4 separate regions of the Homo sapiens genome follow, and regions 1, 3 and 4 are each linked to region 2. The links are chromatin contacts, found by Hi-C or POLR2A ChIA-PET in ENCODE. All regions are on one chromosome and are shown on one strand. The core of a region is the stretch at or near the end of the contact, and the rest is flanking DNA. Distances in the headings are between cores, read along the strand shown. Region 1 holds the start of NME6 (NME/NM23 nucleoside diphosphate kinase 6). Region 2 holds the start of NDUFAF3 (NADH:ubiquinone oxidoreductase complex assembly factor 3). Region 3 holds the start of AMIGO3 (adhesion molecule with Ig like domain 3). Region 4 holds the start of INKA1 (inka box actin regulator 1).

Region 1 (3,294 bases), core at 702-3,201, 720 kb after region 2:
TGTTGCATGCTGGAATGCTGCAGATTCTGGAATGCCATCTGTATCAGTTGTCTGGAATTTGGTTTCACATAAGGTTCTTGTCTTCTGTTTAACTGGTTTGCTGGGACTTCTGAAGTCCTGATGATCATACTGGGAAGGCAGACTCAGGGGTGGCGATGCTGGCTGTGGCCCTCATCTGCTGGGCCATGGTGGTTATTGTGTTGCTTCTTTTGCTGTGTCCTAGAACAGGGGCTTTACTGAGCCACCCATGTCCTCTGAGAGCTTTGCAACTTACAAGGACTGTTCTCTTCCTTCAGGGGCTGGGATGACTTGCTGATTTAAGCCCCTTTGTTGAGATACAGAGGTATTGTCATAATGACTGGGACTTGTGTTGCTCATCTTTGAGGAAGATTTGTTTAGGCTTGCTGTTATCCACCATATCTTTTATTTAGAGTAGTTTGCTGGCTAACTCACTGGGTCCTTTGGCCTACTGCAGATTCAGTTGCTACAACTCCGTCAGTGATTCCGTGTAGGGAGAAGTAATGGGTTGTCATTTTTGGAGTCAGGGTTGGGGGCCTGGGGTTTGAGAATCAGGTCAGAATTCATGGGTTGAGGTTTAGGGATTTGAGGTTGGGATTAGGAGGTTAGAAGATAAGCATCAAGGGCTCAGGATCTAGAGACCAGGTCTAGGATTAAAGGATTATAAATTTAGGGACTAGGGCTTGGGTTAGGATTGGAACTGAGTAGCAGAGGAGTTAAGATTAGAATAGGGGGTGGTGGTCAAGGGTCTAAACAAAAAGAGAAGAGATGCAAGGGTCTGCGGAGAGACTGGAAAAACTTTCCTCGTAAGTTCCCAAAGGTGACTGGGTATCAGGAAACTATTGGGAAGTGGCTTCTTATTGCTGCAGGGACAGAAGCCATGAGTTGGGGATAAACCTTCCAAGAGGGCAACACCTGTGTAGGCAGACACCGAAGTCAGTTAAATGTGCAAGTAAGTCTTTACATTGATGACAGTTATCGTTTATTTTCATTCTTCTCATTCTCAGTGATTTCCCTCAAAAAAAAAAAAAAAAACCCAAGAAACCAAAACACTTTTTTTTTTTTTAACCATCTTTATTCAACCTGTCACCAAGTTTCTGGTCACCTGCCACAGCTGACCCCCGATCCATTCTCCCTGTCCCCATCCTCTCCATACATCACAGTACACACCAGGAATACCCCCAGTTCTCATCTCCTCACCCTGGGCTGCGTCAATAGACTCCAGAGTAACCCAAACCACACCCTGCTGCCCAGATTCCTAATGACACGTGAAAGGCCGTTATGACTTGCTTTCCTCATGCCCTATGCACACCTGGGCTCCAGCCAAGGATCCTCCTTCATCAACCCCCATATTAGCTACGATCCTTCATGCTAATGTATCGCTCAGAGCTCAAAAGACTTTGAAGGGCCTGTGCCTTCGCTATCGAGCGCTTAAGTTCTTTGCCCTCCGCGTACTTTTGACAAATACTGGGCATCAACCATGTTCCAGGAACTACCCTGGGCAAAGAAAATAACTGGGCAAGGTTTCCATCGGTGTCTCTGCTGGCGGGCATCGCCCCCGCCGGGCCGCCACCCTGAACGAGCCCGTCCGGTCCTCTGGGTTCCGCCACCCTGCGTAGCGCTGCGCCAGCACCCGGCCCAGCACTCCCTCCCGCCGAGGGCGCCCAGGCCGGCTTCCGAGGGCGCCCAGGCCGGCTTCCGAGGGGCGGTTCCCACAAGCGAGTTCCGGCGCCCAGAACGGCTTCATCCTCTCGTCCCGTCCGCGGCAAATGCATGCGCCTGGAAAACCCGCCACCCTCCAGGGCAACTCACACCTCACCTCACGCCGCGGCGCAACCGGACTAGGACCCCGAGCAGGGCTGCCCAGGGAGCGCCTGAAGGACCCTGCGAGGGCCGCAGGCTATCCAGCGTGGCGCCTGGTGGCCGGGCCCTGTGCCGGAGGACAAGGTGAACCCGCAGCCGGACTTCTGCTGCACTGGGGCTCCGAATGACCCAGAATCTGGGGTGGGCTTAGGCCCCGGGTACGAGGGGTGAGGGCTGCGCGGTTGCAGGCCTAGAGAAGTAGGGGGCTGGGTCGAGAGTTGAGGCCGTGAGCCCGGGGGGCTGGAGGGCGTGGCCACGGGGGTAGGGGCGCAGGTCCCGGCCGCGCGTGGGTGGACCAGGGCTGGGCCGCCGCCCTCCAGGAAGCGAGTGGTGGCCCCCTCGAGTGCTGGGGTGGCAGTGTACCGACAGCTTTACTTTTTTTTTGTTTTGGAGACGGAGTCTGGTTCTGTCGCCAGGCTGGAGTGCAGTGGCGCGATCTCGGCTCACTGCAGCCTCCGCCTCCAGAGTTCAAGTAATGCTCCTGCCTCAGCCTCCCTAGTAGCTGTGACTGTAGGCGCGCGCCGTTATGCCTGGCTAATTTTTTTGTATTTTTAGTAGAGACGGGCTTTCACCATGTTGGCCAGGATGGTCTTGATCTCCTGACTTCGTGATCCGCCCGCCTCGGTCTTTCAAAGTGCTGGGATTACAGGCGTGAGACACCGCGCCCTGCCTAAAATTTTTAATTCTCATGGAGTCACCTTTAAGTCTAACAGGATTCTCGACTTGTCAGTTTGTTGTAAACCAAGAGTCAAGACAGCCACAACTTAGCTGCGTTAGTAAAGGAACCATGTCCTCCCTACAGGCCGCGTGTTCTTGCCACGAGAACCCCTAGCAGCCTGGCCTTGGAATGGCTGGATGAGGTGCATTCGTTGGTTCATTCAGATACTGTTAAGAGCCAGCTGTGTGCTAGGTACTGCTTACACCTTCTGGTGGTGAAGACGGAACTGAAGGGAACTTGCAAGGAGCTGTGAGAAAGTGTAACGGGAAGTGAGCTAAGATCACTAAGGTGGGCAGGAGGCAACCAGAGAAAGCACATTCAGGACTGCGAAAACTACTCACACAAAGGCTGTCAAGCCAGAAATTCTTTCAAAACTGAAAGGCCCATGAGGTTGGAGCTAGAGAAACTTAAGGAGTGTGGGGTTCCAGATGAGGCTAGAGAGGTACGTGGGGAACCACAAGATCATGCAGAGCCTGGGAGGCCGTGATAAGGATTTTGGTTTTTATTCTAAGAACAGGGTGCCCTTTAAAGGGTTAAGGAGGGGAACCATATGATTAGATTTTCATGTGTGGTTCACTTTGGCTGCTGTGTGGAGATTGTAGAGGTTGGCAGGACAGAAACTGGGAGACCAAAGAGGAGGCTGTCAAGATGTCCAGAGGGGAATGATGATGTCTTAGAGTTATGGTGGTAGCAGT
Region 2 (3,386 bases), core at 653-3,152:
CCATAGCTTGGCCATATAGGACCAGGTCAACACACATATATATTCCCTAACTTGAATCTCTCTCGGCCAGGCACATTGGCTCACGTCTGTAATCCCAGCACTTTGGGAGGCAGGTGGATCACTTGAGATCAGGAGTTCGAGACCATCCTGGCCAACATGGTGAACCCTTTCTCTACTAAAAATACAAAAATTAGCTGGGCGTGGTGATGCATACCTCTAGTCCCAGCTACTCAGGAGGCTGAGGCAGGAGAATCACTGAAACCCAGGAGGCGGAGGTTGCAGTGAGCTGAGACTGCGCCACTGCACTCCACCCTGGCGAAAGAGCAAGACTCATCTCCAGAAAAAAAAAAAAAAAAAAAAGCCCAGTGTAGTGGTAGGGGCCTCTAATTCCAGCTACTCAGGAGGCTGAGGCACGAGAATCGCTTGAATCCAGGAGGTGGAGGTTGTAGTGGGCCAAGATCACGCCACTGCACTGCAGCCCGGGCGACAGCGAGACTCCATCTCAAAAAAAGAAAAACAATCAGCGATTTTGTGAGAAAAGCCGTTGAGGTCCTCTCAAATCTGCATGTGAGCAAGTAGGTCTACAACAGGCAAACATACTGCTTCCCGACTTCTGAAAAGTCAAGGAATCCTAAGTAATCTAGATGAAAAAGTGACTCCTTGGTTTCTTCACATTCCCCTCCAAGAGCCCAGTGAGCCATCAGCTCCTGGCCAGCAACACACCTGATACAAAATGGGAGAAGTGTATAAATTATTATGTTGATAAGCAAGATAAGTGCCAAAGGGTAGATAAGAGTGAAAGCATTGGGAAGCCTGGCAGAGTGCAGTCAGCAGGTCAGTTCCTGGCGGTTCATTGAGCAGCTTGGCCCAAAGATGTAAGTGAAGTCCCTCCTGGTGGAGGGATGAGAGCAGCTCCAGTTACTCGGCCTTCATGACACAGGAAGTTGAAGGTGGCACAGGCATTGGGCTGCAAAGAAAAGGCCAGCATCAGCCTGTCTAGCGCCAGGCCTGTGCTCCCCGCAGCATGCCCCAGTCCCGGGACTCACCGTGTCCTGCACTTCCACAGCAATGCCCCGCTGCCTCATGGCTTGAAGCACCTGGGACTGCAGCCTCTCGGTCCGGTCTCCAGTCCCCACCACCACGATCTCTAGGGAAGGGTGGGTGTGGCTAGTCTACAGTTCTGTTGAGAGGCTGCAGTGGGGGTCGCCTTCTGGGGCCCAGAACACCTCTGTTCTCCCTCCCCTTCCCCAGTACCTATCCGGGGCTCCAGCAACCAGAAGAGGGAAAAGCTGTCTTCGGTGATGTCCTGGTGGGATCCCACCTGTGCAGGGAGGAGGCACATTTAATACGACAAATCCACGCAGCCTCTCCCCATCTCCATCCACTGCAGGAGGAGACAGAGGAAAGCCAAGTTTGCAGGGACCAAGCAGGGTGAGGGCCTGTGACTCTGGGCCTCAGTTTCCACACTGCGGGCCAGGACTCACGTTCCACTGCACCACCGAGTGCGGGAGCAGAGCGCAGGGGCCGAGCACGCGGTTTCCGTTTATCATGAAGCCGCGGCTGTTGTAGCTGTCGATGTACATTGCCTGAGCGGCCTCGCGTTGCAGCAGAGAGATGCGCGTCCGCTGATACAGCTCGTCATCCGCCGGCGAGAGCCGATGCCCTCGCCGCGGGGCCCTGCGGAGGGAAAGGGTCAGGGGCGCGGGGCCGGGCCGGGCAGCCCGAGAGGCCGGAAGGTGCTGGGCTGGCAGTCGCCGGCCCTAGGGGGCTGGATGGTCGAGGGCGCGGGGTCCAAGCTCACCAGGGAAGCTCAACGGGCGGACAGCGCAGCGAGGGTCGCGCTCGGTACAAGCTACGTAGCGCGAGAGCGGTGGCCATGGCTGACCAACGCGCGGCGAAGTCGTCACCGGCGCCGTTAGTCCCCGGGTTGGGAGGGCCCTGCGGAGCCTGACCCAGCGTGGCTGCAGCGCCCCCTGCGTCCCGGAGGGCACCGCACAGCTCGACCGGCCCAGCAGGCGAGTGTCCTCAGTCTTAGGAGGCCGAGTTCCCCGACCTCCGGCGCAGCTCCAGTGTCAGCACCTGCCGCCCTCCCCGCCCCGGGCCCTTGCCCATAGTCCCGGGGGAGTGGAACACCTGGCAGCGTGGCCACCCTCAGGGCGTTGCCTGGGCCGCAGCCGCGGCCTGGCCCCCGGGCTCTCAGCTATTAAGCCGCGCTCCCGGGGCGGGGCGACCGCCCACCTGGTCGCGTCCCGAACACCTGGCCAGGCGGTGGGTGCCAGACTTCTAGCCCCTAATTCCAGCCTTTGGGGCTTCGGGCACCGTGGGCGGGGCAGCCGGCTCAAGTTTCTCCGGCTAGACGCGGAAGCACGCCCCGCCCTAACCGTCACCCGCGCGACCGTTGGCCTCTCCGCAGCGCGCGGAGAGGGGCGTGGCCGAGCGTGGATTGGCTTCTCGGGTTCTCTAGGGGGCGTGGCCAGGTGGTTTCTCCTTAAAATGGCTCCAAGTCTGCAGGCAGCCAGAGCAAGCGGAAGGGCAAGCTGTGATAGTGTTTGGGTGGCTGTTCGGCTGGCCCAGACCAGGCCGAACCGGACCAGACTTGAAGTAGAAGCGCGTGGAGCATCACCTTGTCCTCGTTCACTCTGCTCGCGTCCTGGGAGTCCCCCGTCCCCCGTCTTGATCCAAGTCAAGGGCCTACTGGCGCGAGAGTCGCTGGCCCCCGCGCGGGGTTTGGGCATCTCGGCACGCCGGCTCTGTCGTGGCCTCAGGGGAACATTGTCGCTTTCGCTACCCGCGGGGCCGGGCGAGCGGGAAGCTCGGCACAGTGGGAGCCTGGTGGTGGGTCTCCTGGGGCCGGTCGCAATGGGTTTCCGGGGGTCCCGCGGCTGCTCTGTGGACCCCTTCGGCCCCTGGTGCTCCGGGCGCTGGCAGCGTCACCGGACAAAGGCCACCGAGCGCGGGGGTGTCCCCGAGGTGGACGCGCGGGTTTACTTCCTCTCCGGCCCCACGGGCGCGCTTCCCTCCTGACGGATTCCGAAGCCCGCCCCACCACCGTCACCGCACCAGTGGCCCAGGCTTCGTGGGACCAACAGGGCTAATCCTGCCCCACGGATCTAATCCGGATCGGGACCCGGTCCCAGGGGAGGCCCCCACCTCCCCTTCTATTGTTCTGTGGCCCAGGTGAGCGTCTTGTTCCCTCTAGACTCCGTTTCACAACCTACTCCCGGGTCTTCCTCCTGGGACTGGGGATGGGCGGGTTCTGATGTGGCCCCAGGGCGAGTGACCTGGGGGCAGGAGCTCCCCCGCCCCCCGCCAACGGCTGGACAGCGGGCAACGGAATCCCAAAAGCAGCTGTTGTCTCCAGAGCATTCCAGCTGCGCTTGGATTTC
Region 3 (3,329 bases), core at 731-3,230, 700 kb before region 2:
TTATTTGTCTGGGGGGCACTGGGTGAAGCTGAAGCTGTTGGACACCTGCCTTCTCATGTGGACATCATCTGGCAGGATCCCTGCTGGGCACACCCCACAAACCCCACTCCCTCAAGAAGGGCCAGGGCCAGGGCTGTATGGAATAATAATTTAATGCTCACTGTGGCCCTGACTGAAAGTCAAGCTCAGGCACAATTAGGGCCATGGCTGGGCTCCCACCAATGAGGATACAGGCAGGCAAGGAGGTTGGATGTGGTGGTGTGGGATACAGGAGAAGGGCAAAGGGAGCTCATAAATAGGGCCCAGCCTGGCTCTGGGTTCAAAGGTGGAGGTTCCAGGATGGCACAGGCTGTGAGGGCTAGGCAGCTGAGGAGGTAGTACTCGTATTGGCTCCCTTCTCCCAGTCCTCTACAGACACGATGGTGGTTTTGCAGAAGAAGCAGTCCTTGTTGTTCATCAGGTGCTGGTTGATACAGGCTCTACAACAGGGGAGGGGATGAGGACTGCCCTGCATGTACCTACTGCTCTCCCCACCACCAAGCTGTGGGGCCCACTTACTTGCAGGACTTGTGGCCACAGGGCTGGAACACAGCAGAGATGGGGTGGGCATAGCAGATGGGGCAGAGGTCCTCCTCACTGGTGGGCTGCAGGGAGGAGAGTGAAGGGTGGGCTGGAGTTGGATGCCTGGCTATGTGGATGTCCGTTGTGCCTGTGTAGGAGTGCACACATATTCAAGTGGCATGGACCTGTGCACCGTGTTCCCACTCACCAGGGAGGCAGCTGCTGCCTGGGCAGATGCAGAGGTCAGGTGCGCCAGCATCTGTTCCACTTGGGCCAGCTCATCGGCACTGATATAATCCGCATCTGGGGAGTGGTAGGTAGTGTCAAGTCAGAGGTAGCTGAGGATGTGATGCCTCTTGAATATTCCCAGCCTAGGACTTTGCTGTTCTTAAGGCTCCTGACCCGACCCAGCCCCAGATTTCCCTGACCTGCCCCACCAGCCCACTCACAGCTCTGCAGGGAGAAGCGCTTCCGGTCAGGGGCTGGCAGAGCAGTGCCAGGTGCTGGGGGCTCTGGCTGTCCCAGGAGATAGCATATTGAGCGTAGCTGGAAGCAGGGATCTGCCAGGAGCACTGATGTGGCTTGCTCTCTCCTAGGTAGGGGAGGGTGCAAGGGCAGTCAGAAGGCTTGGGGCCTGGCTAAAAGTCTCTCTTGGGATTGCCAATGAGGAGTGCCATGGCTCGTACATGATCACCCCCCCTGCATCCTTTCCGTCTCCCTGCTTCCCAAACCCCAAGTCCTGTATTCTAGTAAGGTGCCACACAGCCTGTTTTTTTTTTTTTTTTCTTGAGACGAGTCTCGCTCTGTTGCCCAGGCTGGAGTGCGATGGCACGATCTCGGCTCACTGCAACCTCCACCTCCCGGGTTCAAGTGATTCTCCTGCTTTAGCCTCCCGAGTAGCTGGAATTGCAGACGCCCACCACCACGCCCGGCTAATTGTTGTATTTTTAGTAGAGACAGGGTTTCACCAGGTTGGCCAGGCTGGTCTCGAATTCCTGACCTCAGGTGATCCACCTGCCTTGGCTTCCCAAAGTGCTGGGATTACAGGCGTGAGCCACCGCGCCCGGCCTGGGGTACCACTTTAAGAAGGCTCAGGCGAACCACCTTAAGATAGTGAGAGTCTGCCTGCCCCATAATATTATCAGTCCTTCAAAGTCACTTCAAATAAACACTAACAGCAGCTTGGAGACATTCTTCCAGACTCCCCCTTTTACTCCCCGAGGAAAAACGAGCGGCGGAGAGCTGCCAGCCAAAGGCTGACGGGGACTTTGGGGTTGGCCTTGCTCCCCATCTGGCGGTCATGCGGGGCCATTGGGCACAAAGGGATGTAGCCGCCCCGCCTCCTCAAACGGGAACCAATAGGAGCCCGGGCCCCGCCCCTGGGGGGAGTATTTAGGAGCCGATCAGGAACTCGCTTGGAGAGGGCTAGCGAAGCCGAAGGGAGCGCGGCTAAGAGTGCCGCACCGCCTCACAACCTGGGAACCGGAGAGTAGGGGCCGTCGGCTGGCAAGAACCCGCCGTGCCTCCTCGGCAAGGGCCATCCGGTGCCACCCATGTCGCACTAGAGCAGAAGAGGGTGAGTCCTGGAACTGCAACCTGCACAGAGCTGCTCTGTACTGTCCCTGGTGGTCGCCGCCATGACCTGGTTGGTGCTGCTGGGGACACTGCTCTGCATGCTGCGCGTTGGGTTAGGCACCCCGGACTCCGAGGGTTTCCCGCCCCGTGCGCTCCACAACTGCCCCTACAAATGTATCTGCGCTGCCGACCTGCTAAGCTGCACTGGCCTAGGGCTGCAGGACGTGCCAGCCGAGTTACCTGCCGCTACTGCGGACCTCGACCTGAGCCACAACGCGCTCCAGCGCCTGCGCCCCGGCTGGTTGGCGCCCCTCTTCCAGCTGCGCGCCCTGCACCTAGACCACAACGAACTAGATGCGCTGGGTCGCGGCGTCTTCGTCAACGCCAGCGGCCTGAGGCTGCTCGATCTATCATCTAACACGTTGCGGGCGCTTGGCCGCCACGACCTCGACGGGCTGGGGGCGCTGGAGAAGCTGCTTCTGTTCAATAACCGCTTGGTGCACTTGGACGAGCATGCCTTCCACGGCCTGCGCGCGCTCAGCCATCTCTACCTGGGCTGCAACGAACTCGCCTCGTTCTCCTTCGACCACCTGCACGGTCTGAGCGCCACCCACCTGCTTACTCTGGACCTCTCCTCCAACCGGCTGGGACACATCTCCGTACCTGAGCTGGCCGCGCTGCCGGCCTTCCTCAAGAACGGCCTCTACTTGCACAACAACCCTTTGCCTTGCGACTGCCGCCTCTACCACCTGCTACAGCGCTGGCACCAGCGGGGCCTGAGCGCCGTGCGCGACTTTGCGCGCGAGTACGTATGCTTGGCCTTCAAGGTACCCGCGTCCCGCGTGCGCTTCTTCCAGCACAGCCGCGTCTTTGAGAACTGCTCGTCGGCCCCAGCTCTTGGCCTAGAGCGGCCGGAAGAGCACCTGTACGCGCTGGTGGGTCGGTCCCTGAGGCTTTACTGCAACACCAGCGTCCCGGCCATGCGCATTGCCTGGGTTTCGCCGCAGCAGGAGCTTCTCAGGGCGCCAGGATCCCGCGATGGCAGCATCGCGGTGCTGGCCGACGGCAGCTTGGCCATAGGCAACGTACAGGAGCAGCATGCGGGACTCTTCGTGTGCCTGGCCACTGGGCCCCGCCTGCACCACAACCAGACGCACGAGTACAACGTGAGCGTGCACTTTCCGCGCCCAGAG
Region 4 (3,390 bases), core at 821-3,320, 780 kb before region 2:
CACCTCTGCACTATGAGCTGTGACAAGGCAGCCACCCTGTCACCTAGCTCAATGGAGCCCCGGATCCCAAGCCCTGCATTGTAAGCCCACAGTAGGCACTCAATAAATGCTTGTTAAAGGAAGGCATTGCAGAGAGGATGGACGATAGAAAACAGTGCACTAATGCACACGGGTGTGACATGGGCATGACAGGGACCTTCACACAGAGAAAAAAAGCTCTTCAGAAGATTTGTCTCCCTGGGCAGTGCCTCACAGGGCTGGGGCTGCCTCTTAGTGCCTCAGGGGTATGGAGCCAGGACAGTCTAGAAAAAAGGCTTTTATTGTCCCAGGCTGGAGGGCAGGGTCAGAGGTAGCTGACATCATTGCAGATGATGGGCTGGCGGCTACGACAGCTCATGAGAGCTGCAAAGCGTGAGACATCCGCAGGCAGTTCAGGTTCTGGGCGAGGTGGGCATGACAGCCGCTTTCCTGCCATAGCTGTCCGCCGAGCCCTGGCCAGCCGGCGCCGAAGCTGCTCAGAGAGGCCAAGCAGGAACTGAGGGGGCCGAGCACGGGCACGGTGCCCACCTCCGTCACCCCCTTCACTCCCTGTCTCAGGCAGCTCCATCCAGTTGTGCACCAAGTCAGCAAAGCAATTGTCCCCTAGTACCAGGGGCTGGCGACTGCGACCCCTGTTCAGTAGGGCTGCTGTCCAGTCCTCTGCTTCCAGTCCCTGCCAGTGCTCCAGGCAGGCGTCTGGGGTGGACTTGGGCCGTGGATGGTGGACAGGTGGTACACTGGCTACAGGGGCCCTGCTGGGCATGGGGAGGCCACTGACTGAGAGGCACTGCCTACGAAGGGGCTGTGCTGAGGGTGCTGGGCGCTGGGATACAGGCAGTTCTTCCTCTCGCCATGTGCTGCCTGACACCTCCGAGAAGCCAGAGTCCCAGTCCAGGGCATGCTCCCTGGGGCCTCCCAAGGCTGCATCCCTGTCTTCTGTCACCACTGCTTCCTCCTCCTCCTCTTCCTCCTCCTCCACACAGCAGACTGAGTCCTCTTCCAAGGCACCCGAGGCCCTAAGCTGGTGGCTGGGCTGCACATCTGGGCCAGTTTGGGAGGTTGGCTGCAGGGGACCAGGCATTGAGGGTGAGCCTGTGTCCCGACCACACAACTGAGGGGAAGAGAGGGCAGAAGTCGGAGAGGTATCACTTGTCACCAGGCCAGCCCAGAGAACAGAGGGTCCAGGAAGGTTAGATAGGCCTGCTGGCCTGGGCAGCAGGGTGTTAGTGAGCACAGGGCAGGCATAGGGGTGCTGGCACTCGAAGCTGGTGTGGTTCTCATCCACCGACCTGGTGGCAGTCTGGCAGGCTGCAGCATGCAGGGCCGGGCAAGTCGGCACCCGCCACCAGGGCGGGCGGGCAGGCAGGCAGGGTTGCGGGCCTGAACGGGGAAGTAGGTCCTGCCCAGGACTGGAGGGGCATCCCGTGCCTATTGGGGGATTCAGCTCCCAAAGCCCAAAGCGTCTTTCACAGAAAGAGCGCTTGCTAGGTGAGGGGTAGAGAAGGGAGGCATAGGCCAGCCTGAAGTAGGGGGCGTTCACAGCAGCGCCAGCACCTCGTTAGTCCCTTGCCGCCCCATGCCCCGCCCCCAAAGAAGTCCCCCTTCCACTCTCTCCTCCCGCGCCGTTCCAGCAGCACGGCCAGCTGGATGCTGTTATCTGATGCTCAGCTCAGTTCCCAACCGTCCGAAACCCGACGCGGGCCATCTGAGCCATATGCGCCACGCCGCCCCCACCCCGCCTCGGACCGGCACGCTGGAGCCACCCCGCACCCGTCTGTTGTTCCGGCCGGGCGGCAGCCTGGCATCCCGCACGCGTCCTCACTAACCACACCCGCTCCCGAGCCTCACCAGTTCCCAGCGGAGCTGGCTAAGGAAGCTGTCAAGCCGAGCGCTGTGCATGTCCATGCCAGGGCCCCCACCGAACCTACTAGCTCCTCTTGGAACCCCGGCGGAGCCGCGCGGAGAGGGCTGGGAGGGCCGGCCAGCGGCGCCCTCAGCCTCCGCCTGCCTGCGCGACTCCTCGCTCTCCGTAGCTCCCGCCGCCGCCGCCCCGACATCTGGCAGCCGCGCCCCGCCCCGGCCCCGCGGCCAAAGGGGGCGGGGCTAAAGCCCGGCGTCCCTCCCGACTCCGCCGCGGTTCTGGGTGGGAAGGGCGGGGTCATAACTGGAAGCCGGACGGGGCCGGTACGGGGACCCCCCGAGCCCCCAGACTGTTGAGTGGACCCTGCGTTTGCTGCGTGACGCAGGACAGGTCGCCTCCGTGCGGGGGCCTCATCCTCCCCGTTTGTTCAATGGTGAAATAGCGGTCCCTCTCACGGGGCGCCGTGCTGCGTCCGCACATAGGCAGAGCACCCCGGATGGTCGGACCCAGAGAGGTTGTGGACCCTCGGGGCCTGACCCACGGGACCCATTCGTGAGGCTGGCCTTGGCACTCCCTGAACGGGATGGAAGTGGGGTTCAGCCCGTCTGAGGACTCAAGAGAGGGCGGGACTTTGTGGCAGCGCACCGGCGGGGCCTCAGCCGCGTCCCAACCGAGCTAGACGGGACTGCCCTCTAGTGGGGAGTGCTTGGCTAGTCGCGAGTCCAGCGGCGACGCGCGACCGTCGGCATTCCCTTTGCCGGTACCAGGTGCAGACTGAGGGTCGGTGCTGAGGCTGCTCTATCAACACAGGCTAGGCTCAAGGGTAGTGTAGCTGCAGACAGACTGGACATACCAGCAACAGGAAAATACCAGGGAATGAGGGCCGTGGGCTAGCTTGGGGAAAGTCAGTCTCACAGGAGGTGACATCAAGATGCAATCAAGAAGAGGGGCATTCTGGCCGGGCGCGGTGGCTCACGCCTGTAATCCCAGCAGTTTGGGAGGCCGAGGCGGGCGGATCACGAGGTCAGGAGATCGAGACCATCCTGGCTAACATGGTGAAACCCCGTCTCTACTAAAAATACAAAAAAAATTAGCCGGGCGTGGTGGCGGGCGCCTGTAGTCCCAGCTACTCCTGAGGCTGAGGCAGGAGAATGGCGTGAACCCGGGAGGCGGAGCTTGCAGTGAGCGGAGATCGCGCCACTGCACTCCAGCCTGGGCGACAGAGTGAGACTCCGTCTCAAAAAAAAAAGAAAGGAAGAAGAAGCAGGAGGAGGAGAAGGAGAAGAAGGAGAAGGAGAAGAAGGAGAAGAAGAACATTCTAGGCAGAAGGAGCAGCCAGGGAAGAGACCCCGACGGACAGGAGCTGGACAGGGCCAAACATAAAGAAGGCCCAGGTGTCTGTGATTGGTGGTGGTGGCAGGAGGGAAAAGGTCAGCAAAACCAGGCTCTAACGGCCTTAGAGCAGAATGTGGGTTTTGTTCTTGGTGTGA

What was found. Hi-C counts contacts between places; a loop is a spot of excess contacts on that map. ChIA-PET counts read pairs that join two places held with the same protein, here RNA polymerase II (POLR2A). Pooled maps may share reads with other maps.
Region 1: a loop to region 2 is called in a map with no recorded cell type, with 9 times the contacts of the local background. The contact joins the promoter of NME6 here to the promoter of NDUFAF3 in region 2. A Hi-C loop is called at or near these places in 3 of 37 single-sample maps with no recorded cell type and 6 of 50 pooled maps.
Region 3: a map of CD8-positive, alpha-beta T cell shows a loop between it and region 2 (3-fold over the local background). The contact joins the promoter of AMIGO3 here to the promoter of NDUFAF3 in region 2. A Hi-C loop is called at or near these places in 1 of 168 maps with a recorded cell type or tissue (CD8-positive, alpha-beta T cell), 3 of 37 single-sample maps with no recorded cell type and 7 of 50 pooled maps. POLR2A ChIA-PET finds 5 or more read pairs at or near these places in 3 of 52 experiments (CD4-positive, alpha-beta T cell, PC-9 and WTC11).
Region 4: a map of OCI-LY7 shows a loop between it and region 2 (7-fold over the local background). The contact joins the promoter of INKA1 here to the promoter of NDUFAF3 in region 2. A Hi-C loop is called at or near these places in 1 of 168 maps with a recorded cell type or tissue (OCI-LY7) and 5 of 50 pooled maps. POLR2A ChIA-PET finds 5 or more read pairs at or near these places in 3 of 52 experiments (IMR-90, K562 and activated T-cell).

Annotation. Positions count from the first base shown.
Region 1 is chr3:48,300,024-48,303,317 of GRCh38, reverse strand. NME6 (NME/NM23 nucleoside diphosphate kinase 6) reads left to right here and starts at 1,951. Exons shown (of 6, transcript NM_001308426.2): 1 at 1,951-1,965. RefSeq lists silencers at 1,529-1,748, 2,049-2,248 and an enhancer at 1,839-1,968.
Region 2 is chr3:49,020,637-49,024,022 of GRCh38, reverse strand. It overlaps NDUFAF3 (NADH:ubiquinone oxidoreductase complex assembly factor 3), which reads right to left and starts at 1,902. Exons shown (of 5, transcript NM_199069.2): 1 at 1,802-1,902; 2 at 1,485-1,677; 3 at 1,255-1,321; 4 at 1,047-1,147; 5 at 528-967. The coding sequence starts at 1,878. The coding sequence ends at 851. It overlaps MIR191 (microRNA 191), which reads left to right and starts at 3,314; the gene lies at 3,314-3,386. It also overlaps a transcript of DALRD3 not described here. RefSeq lists silencers at 1,512-1,561, 1,622-1,741, 1,782-1,881, 2,102-2,291, 2,328-2,530 and an enhancer at 2,046-2,815.
Region 3 is chr3:49,718,335-49,721,663 of GRCh38, reverse strand. AMIGO3 (adhesion molecule with Ig like domain 3) reads left to right here and starts at 1,980. Exons shown (of 1, transcript NM_198722.3): 1 at 1,980-3,329. The coding sequence starts at 2,199. RNF123 (ring finger protein 123) reads right to left here. Exons shown (of 39, transcript NM_022064.5): 36 at 1,011-1,153; 37 at 770-864; 38 at 559-644; 39 at 135-479. The coding sequence ends at 359. GMPPB (GDP-mannose pyrophosphorylase B) reads left to right here. Exons shown (of 9, transcript NM_021971.4): 9 at 1-1,748. RefSeq lists a silencer at 444-621 and enhancers at 1,616-1,845, 2,616-2,725, 2,207-3,014.
Region 4 is chr3:49,801,941-49,805,330 of GRCh38, reverse strand. It overlaps INKA1 (inka box actin regulator 1), which reads right to left and starts at 2,070. Exons shown (of 2, transcript NM_203370.2): 1 at 1,888-2,070; 2 at 301-1,150. The coding sequence starts at 1,938. The coding sequence ends at 344. UBA7 (ubiquitin like modifier activating enzyme 7) reads left to right here. Exons shown (of 24, transcript NM_003335.3): 24 at 1-122. The coding sequence ends at 23. It also overlaps a transcript of CDHR4 not described here. RefSeq lists silencers at 1,794-2,233, 2,624-2,673.